Linked DNA regions of Homo sapiens: all the other regions are linked to region 3. Evidence: chromatin loops called from intact Hi-C (ENCODE). Cell type or tissue: ascending aorta. All regions are shown on one strand. Region 1 has its middle 16 kb from the start of HIF3A. Region 2 overlaps PPP5C (protein phosphatase 5 catalytic subunit). Region 3 has its middle 18 kb from the start of PNMA8B.

Region 1 (2,500 bases), 230 kb after region 3:
GCGTGCCTGTAGTCTCAGCTACTCAGGAGGCTGAGGCAAGAGAATCGCTTGAGCCTGGGAGGTGGAGGTTGCAGTGAGCCAAGATCACGCCACTGCACTCCAGGCTGGGCGACAGAGCGAGACTCCGTCTTAACAAAACAAAACAAACACCCCCCCATCCACACACAATTCCAACTTCCAAATAACTCTGAAAAGGTAGAGATTGTTGTATAACTTATTTGGTGGCAAAACTTGACCTGAACTAACACAAGGCTATTTTGGCAATCTTCTATATTTACTCCACGTTTCTGTGAATAGCCCTCATTTCATTGCATAAATGTTGATGTGTTTGATTCCAGGAACTATCCTGAACCCAGTTGGGGCGTTACATTATATGTGCCATAGACATGTGGTACTTTTTTTTTTTTTTTTTTTAATGGAGTCTCACTCTCTCGCCCAGGCTGGAGTGCAGTGGCGCAGTGTGATCATGGCTCATTGCAGCCTCAACCTCCTGGGTCAAGTGATCCTCTTACCTCAGCCTCCTCCGTAGCTGGGACTACAGGTGCACGCCACGACGTCCAGCTAATTTTTAAAATTGTTTGTAGACACAGGGTCTTGCTCTGTTACCCAGCCTGGTCTCCAACTCCTGAGCTCAAGCAATCTTCCCACTTCAGCGTCCCAAAGTGGTGGGATTACAGGTGTGAGCCACTGTGCCCGGCCGATATGTCACTTAAAAAATCCAAACATGACTGGGGGCGGTGGCTCACACCTGTAATCCCAGCACTTTGGGACACTAAAGTGGAAAGACTGCTTGAGGCCAAGGGTTCAGGACCAGCCTGGGCAACATAGTGAGACCCCCATCTCTATCAAGGATGAAAAAATTAGCCGGTGTGGTGGCCTACACAGCATAGTCCAGCTGCTCGGGAGGCTGAGGTGGGAGGATCGTTTGAGTCCAGGAGTTTGAGGCTGCAGTGAGCCACAATTGCACCACTGCACTCCAGTTTGAGCAACAGAGTGTGGACCTGCCTCAAAATAATACTAATAATAGTAATCATAATAATAAAATTAAGGAGTTCTGAGACCATCATTTGGGAGCTGCTGGCAGCTAAGCCCTAACTAAGCCTGACACGCCCTCTCGTGGCAGAAATTAGGATGACTCTGATACTATACTTACATATGAGGGTCACATTGGCTACATATTTTAGTAGCCTGATTTCTTTTTCTTTCTCCTTTTTTTTTTTTGAGACGGAGTCTCGCTCTGTTGCCCAGGCTGGAGTGCAGTGGCGCGATCTTGGCTCACGGCAGCCTCTGCCTCCCAGTTTCAAGTGATTCTCCTGCCTCAGTCTCCAAAGTAGCTGGGACTACAGGCGGGTGCCACCACACCCAGCAAATTTTTTTTTTTTTTTGAGACAGAGGTTCGTTCTTTGTTGCCCAGGCTGGAGTGCAATGATGCCATCTCGGCTCACCGCAACCTCCGCCTCCTGGGTTCAAGTGATTCTCCTGCCTCAACCTCCCGAATAGCTGGGATTACAGACATGCGCCACCATGCCCGGCTAATTTTGTATTTTTAATGGAGACGGGGTTTCTCCATGTTGGTCAGGCTGGTCTCGAACTCCTGACCTCAAGTGATCCGCCCACCTTGGCCTCCCAAAGTGCTGAGATTACAGGTGTGAGCCACCACACCCAGCACCAGTAGCTAGATTTTACATACTAATATCTCCAATTCATTGAAAGATTATGTGCCAGAAACTGTTTTAAACATTTCACATCACATAATTTAAAGTTCTTTTAGACAAGGTCTCACTCTGTCTCCCAGGATGGAGGGCAGTGATGCAATTTCGGCTCACTGCAGCCTTGATCTCCTGGGCTCAAACAATCCTCCTGCCTCAGCCTCCTGAGTAGCTGGGACCACAGGCATATGCCACCACACCTGGCTAATTTTTACTTTGTCTTTTTGTAGAGACAGGGTCTCACTATGTTGCCCAGGCTGGTCTCGAACTCCTGGGCTCAAGTGATACTCTTGCCTCAGCCTACCAAAGTGCTACAGGTGTGAGCTACTGCACCTGGCCTGGCCTTTATGGTTTTAACCCGGGTTTCCGTTATCCTCAATATGATTACTTATTGGATCAATCTCTTGGATCAGCTTGGCTCCTACAGGGAGCAGATGCTGAGAGAAAGGTGGGAGTTGTCTCAGTTCTTCTCATGAGATGTATTTATTTATTTATTTTGACACGGAGTCTAGCTCCAGGCTGAGTGCAGTGGCATGATCTCAGCTCACTGCAACCTCTGTCTCCTGGGTTCAAGCGATTTTCCTGCCTGAGCATCCCGAGCGGCTGGGATTACAGGTGCGTGCCACCACGCCTGGATAATTTTTGTATTTTTAGTAGCGACGGGGCTTTGCCATGTTGGCCAGGCTGGTCTCGAACTCCTGACCTCAGGAGTGATCCACCCACCTCGGCCTCCCAAAGTGCTGGGATTACAGACATAAGCCACTGCACCCGGCCTTTATGAGATTTAATCT
Region 2 (2,500 bases), 160 kb after region 3:
AGACGGGGTTTCACCGTGTTAGCCAGGATGGTCTCGATCTCCTGACCTCGTGATCCTCCTGCCTTGGCCTCCCAAAGTGCTGGGATTACAGGCGTGAGCCACAGCGCCTGGCCGAGAAGTGGGCCTTCTGAGCCAGGCCAAGACCAAAAGGCTCCCACTCTCACGCCCCATGCCATGGTGACCTCTGGGCAGGAGCGTGGCACAGGGGTAAGCACAGAGGCAGGAGTAGGTGGCCTGGGCCCAGTCCCTAGCTCTGCCTCTTACTACCTGGGTATCCCTGGGCTACTGAGGAACCCCCTGTGGACTAGGGTTTCCTAGAGTCCTTCTACCAGCAGCCCTGCACAGAGTCCCCACCCTCACTCCCATTTTAATGTTCTCAACAGCACTCCGAGAGTCCTTCTTACACACAGCCCTGCCCTCCCAGGGCTTACCATCCAGTGGAGGAGACAGATCCATCCCTAGACAGTGGTGCCCAGTGTTTAGGGTTGGGGCAGCTCGGAGGGGACACTGGGGCTGAGACCTGGAGGATGGGAGTCAGTTGGTTGAAGAGATGGAAGAAGAGAGTCCCAGGCTCCATGAGTGGCTCCAGAGGGAAAGGAAGGAGGGATGCAGAGAGAGATGAGGACTGACATTACAGAAGGGAGAAGCCGGGTCCTGGGGATGTGGCCAGCAACAATCTAACAACATTCCTCTTTGCCACGCCAACTCCTGGCAATCTTTCAAATGCTCACATGTCCCCTCCTCCGGGAAGCCCTCCTTTACTCCCAGGCTGGGTCAGGCCCCCGACTGGGCTGCCCCAGCCCCTGGGATCTCCTGTGCCAGCCCTGTCCACTCTCATCGTCACTGTTGAGTAATGAGTGTGTCCCTCCAGAGCTGTAAGCCCCAGGAGGGCAGGGCCCGGGACTTCCCAAAAACAAACAAGGGCAGAACTGGGCAGCCCAGATCTGACCGACCCTCCCTGGAATGCCAGCGCCTTTGAGGACTCCTTCAGGCCTCCTGGCTGTGGTCCAGAGGCTGCCTGGCCCGCGCTCCTGATGGGGCAGCTGTTACTCCAGTGGCACAGGGAGGGGATCCTGGAGTCTCAGGGCCTGCCACCCGGCTCTGCAGATCTCTAACTCGAGGCTGCAGGCAAATAGCCTCCTCTTTCTGAGCTCTGCCTCACTGGGTGGCCGTGAGGATTTTACGAACTTGTGTAAGAAAACTGGCTGCAGCAAAAGAAGCAGGCAAAAGAAGTGAATGCGTGAATGACTAAATGAAGGGAGGAAGTGAAGGGAACAAGAGGAAATGGGAGGAGCCTGTACTCCACGGGTCGACCCACATGCCATATCCTGGCCCTGTTCTATGCGCTTTACAAACAGGACCATATTTAAGCCTCAAGACATTCCCCATTTTAGATGCAAGGAAACAGAGGCCCAGAGAAGTTAAGTCATTTGCCCAGGCGTCATCAAGCAGGTAAAGGAAGACATAGGGTTTGAACCCAGGCAGCCTGAGCTCTCAACCATGGCCTGCTTCCTCCCCACAAGCTCTTATACCTGGAGCCTCCTTAGGGGTTAAGCATAAGCCCCCACCCCCCATTTTACAGAAGCGGGGCACTGAGGCCCACAGAGAGGGGAAGACAGTTGAGACACTTCCCTTAGACTCAGACATGAGACGGGGGACGAGGCTCTGCCCCCAGGATTTCTGGAATAGGCCTGAACTTACAGAGCAACCAGCCACAGTTGAGGGGACAGTCCTCTGAGCCCTGGGACCTCTCTTCTCCCTGCTGGGGCCCCTCTTCTCCTCAACAGGGCCAGTACAGCTCTGGGAGGAACCTGAACGTGGGAGCCAAGCACGTGGCGAGGAAGGGGATATCCGGGCCCTGCTGCTCACACACTCTGACCTTGGGCGAGTGGTTTTTTCACTTCTCCGAGCCTTGCTTCCTTTATAAAACAAACAGGGCCACTCCTAGCCATCTCCCAGCCCCCGGGGAGGATTAAACCCCACAGCGTACCTGGCCACAAGGCTCAATTAAGGTGAGCTGTCATTATTCTTTTTTATTGTTATTCCCACAGCCCTGGAGCCTGGGGCTCTGTGCCTGCTACTGCCTGACAGACAGCAAGGGGCCTGGGCCAGCAGGGCCGTTCTCCTCCGTGCCAGCTCAGTGCCAGGCCCCTCTGGCTGCCTGCCCAGCCCCAGGACTCCTGAGAGCCTGGATCCCAGGTCCTGGGGGGCAACAGGCTCCTCCCAATGGCTGCTGTGGCCCAGAATTCTGATGCGGCCTCAGCAGCAACCCCCATGCAGGCTGCTCCCATCCCAGGGAATTCCACCTTCCACCCCATCACCTGGCTGAGACAGCCTCATCCTGGACTCCTCTCCATCCCTCAGCCCCCAAAGCCCGGTAGTCACTTCACTTATTCTGCCAAGTCAGCCTCCTGAACATCTCTCAGATTCAGCCACTCCCTTCTCACCCTCCAGCCCCACCCAGCCCTGGTCTGGCCTCTCCTGCCCAGGTTCCTGGCTC
Region 3 (2,500 bases):
TCGGTATGCTGGATGTGCAAGTGTGTGTGAACATGTCGGTGTATCTGGATGTGTGTGTTAGAATGTGACTAGGAGTGTGAGCATGATTGTGTGTTTTGTGAGTGTGTTGGCACCTGTGTAAGTCTGTGTGTGTAGGTGTGTGCCTATTAGTGTGACTGTGACACTAGCTGACAGGAGCCCACGGCCACACCTTGAACCCGACAACCCCTGCCCTCAGTCTCTGCAAGGACCCATCCTCAGCATGCTCCCAAATTTTGGGTGTCACCTTCAGTATAATCCTCACATATTGGGGACTTCCCAAATACAGGGTCACCAGCTTCTCATGTAGCCAAAACCAAATAAATGCAAAATGAGTAAAAACAAACACAAAAATGAAACCAATGTGAAGAAAGGAAAACATAAAACCAAAGAATGGGTGGGAGAGAATTGCAAACTAAAACGAGGATTTTAAATGGAAAACATGGCCAGGTGGGCAGCTCATGCCTATAATCCCAGCACTTTGGGAGGCCGAGGCAGGCAGATCACTTGAGGTCAAGAGTTCGAGACCAGCCTGCCCAACATGGTGAAACCCCGTCTCTACTAATAATACAAAAATTAGCTTGCGTGTTGGCGCGCGCCTGTAGTTCCAGTTGGGCAGGAGGCTGAGGTGAGAGGATGGCTTGAGCCTGGGAGGCGGAGCTTGCAGTGAGCTGAGATCAGGCCACTGCACTCCAGCCTGGGCGACAGAGGCAGACTCCGTTTCTAAATACATACATAAATAAATAGAAAACATTTACGTTTGGATATATCCCACTTCCTCACCTAACTGTCCCCACTCTTGTTCAGGTTCTGGCCCCCTGGTGGAAGTCGGGCAGGCACCCTCCCGGGGCTGACACTGGGGAGCAACATGAAGTCAAATTTTCATCCCATTTCTCAGATGAGGAAACTGAGGCTCAGAGGTGGGGAAGAGCTCGAACCCCGGTCTGTCGGCCCCTCTGATTGCCACCCCCTTGTCCCTCGGGCGGGTTAGACCCGATGTCGCGCTGGTCCCTACAACACCATCCCCAGGGGCTGAATGCTCAAGCCCCTCCGGCGGTTCAAGCAGGGAGAGGAGCGCCCGAGACACGCGGCTAGGAGGGAGGAAGGAGAGTTCCACAGACAACAGGCGACGCGCTCGTGTTCCCCACCAGGGGGCGCTGCAGGACCGCTGGCTAAAGCGCCGGCTCAGAACGCCCTGGCCCGGTGGCTTGGCCTAGTGGTCCTTAGCCTGGCTTGTATGTTAGAATCACTTGGGAGTGCTTAAAGATCCCAATCTTCAGGCCACACCCCAAAACAGCGGAATCAGAGTCCCTGGGAGTGGAGCCAGGGCATCGGTATTTTGCAAATCTTCCCCTAAGTGATTCCAAAAGTGCAGCCAGATTGGGAACCACTGACTTATAGAGGTTTTCATGACAATGCTAAGAGAACGAGATCCCTATTTTCAGGTACATAAGTGAAGGCCCCAACAGGTAATTAACCAGCCGAAGGTTGTAAGTGACAGCAGGGGCTGGGGGTGGGGTGAGCCCAGGCAACAGCACTGCAAATATCCCTCCCACACCAAGCCCTGTCCCCATCTCTTGTATGCCCCTGCCCCATCCCCCAGCTCCCCACTTTAGAAGCAATAATGTCCCCACTCGTCCTCTCCCTGGGAAGGTAAAGGCTAATTTGGAGTCAAGACTCCAGTTTTCTGGGGCGATTTCATCAAAAATCCTGCTGTCTGGGCTGGGTGCGGTGGCTCATGCTTGTAATCCCAGCACTTTGGGAGGCCAAGGCGGGTGGATCACTTGAGGTCAGGAGTTTGAGATCAGCCTGACCAACATGGCGAAACCCTGTCTCTACTAAAAATAGAAAAATTAGTTGGGCGTGGTGGCATGTGCCTGTAATCCCAGCTACTTAGGAGGCTGAGTCAGGAGAATTGCTTGAACCCGAGAGGCAGAGGTTGCAGTAAGCCAAGATCACACCACTGCCCTCCAGCCTGGGTGACAGAGTGAGACTCCACCTCAAAAAATAAAATAAAATAAAATAAAAAAGAAAATCCTGTTGTCTGAAACCATAACCATGAATTTGGGAACTGAATTTAATCCTCCTTGAGTTAAAAATAATGAATATTGTTGCTGCCATCTCTGGATTACAAAAGTGCCCATCTCATAGCTGAGCCCTTGGCTGATGCTCTTGTGGCGTCCCAGGGGCAGAGATGGTTGTGTCCATTCCAGAGAAACACAGATTTAGACTCTTCAGGTCTTTTCTCTGCCAGCTGTTGCCACAGGGCACACTGTGGGGCATGGTATCCAAGACGATTGCTATCAGTTCTCCTGCCCTATGAGCCCACTACCTTTCCCATCAAGAGATGGGATCTCTTTCTCCTCAGCTTGAATCTGGGCTAGCCTTACGACTTGGTTGGACCAATAGAATTCAGCACAAATGATGTGATACAAGTTCCAGGTGTAGCCCTTAAGAGACATGGCAGGATTCACCGCCTCCC

What was found. Hi-C counts contacts between places; a loop is a spot of excess contacts. Peaks named below come from ENCODE experiments on the same cell type or tissue, not always from the same donor. Only the 100,000 strongest peaks of a DNase experiment are listed, where the experiment ranks them.
Region 1: it touches region 3 in a loop (8-fold over the local background); 57 of 110 quality-filtered maps call a loop at or near these places.
Region 2: it touches region 3 in a loop (2.2-fold over the local background); 2 of 110 quality-filtered maps call a loop at or near these places.

The regions. Positions count from the first base shown.
Region 1 is chr19:46,279,558-46,282,057 of GRCh38, reverse strand. No RefSeq gene overlaps it. Among named protein-coding and RNA genes, the nearest start is that of HIF3A, 16 kb to the left of the region's middle. In ascending aorta, a CTCF peak has its summit at 1,126 (motif pointing left); a DNase peak (open chromatin) is centred at 1,117.
Region 2 is chr19:46,350,152-46,352,651 of GRCh38, reverse strand. The region is part of intron 1 of PPP5C (protein phosphatase 5 catalytic subunit); the gene reads right to left. Among named protein-coding and RNA genes, the nearest start is that of PPP5C, 4.3 kb to the right of the region's middle. RefSeq lists enhancers at 1,104-1,905, 1,952-2,191. In ascending aorta, no CTCF peak of the experiment used is centred here; a DNase peak (open chromatin) is centred at 941; H3K4me3 peaks cover 1,825 bases; H3K27ac peaks cover 2,429 bases.
Region 3 is chr19:46,512,313-46,514,812 of GRCh38, reverse strand. No RefSeq gene overlaps it. Among named protein-coding and RNA genes, the nearest start is that of PNMA8B, 18 kb to the right of the region's middle. In ascending aorta, a CTCF peak has its summit at 1,163 (motif pointing right); a DNase peak (open chromatin) is centred at 1,192; H3K4me3 peaks cover 525 bases; H3K27ac peaks cover 429 bases.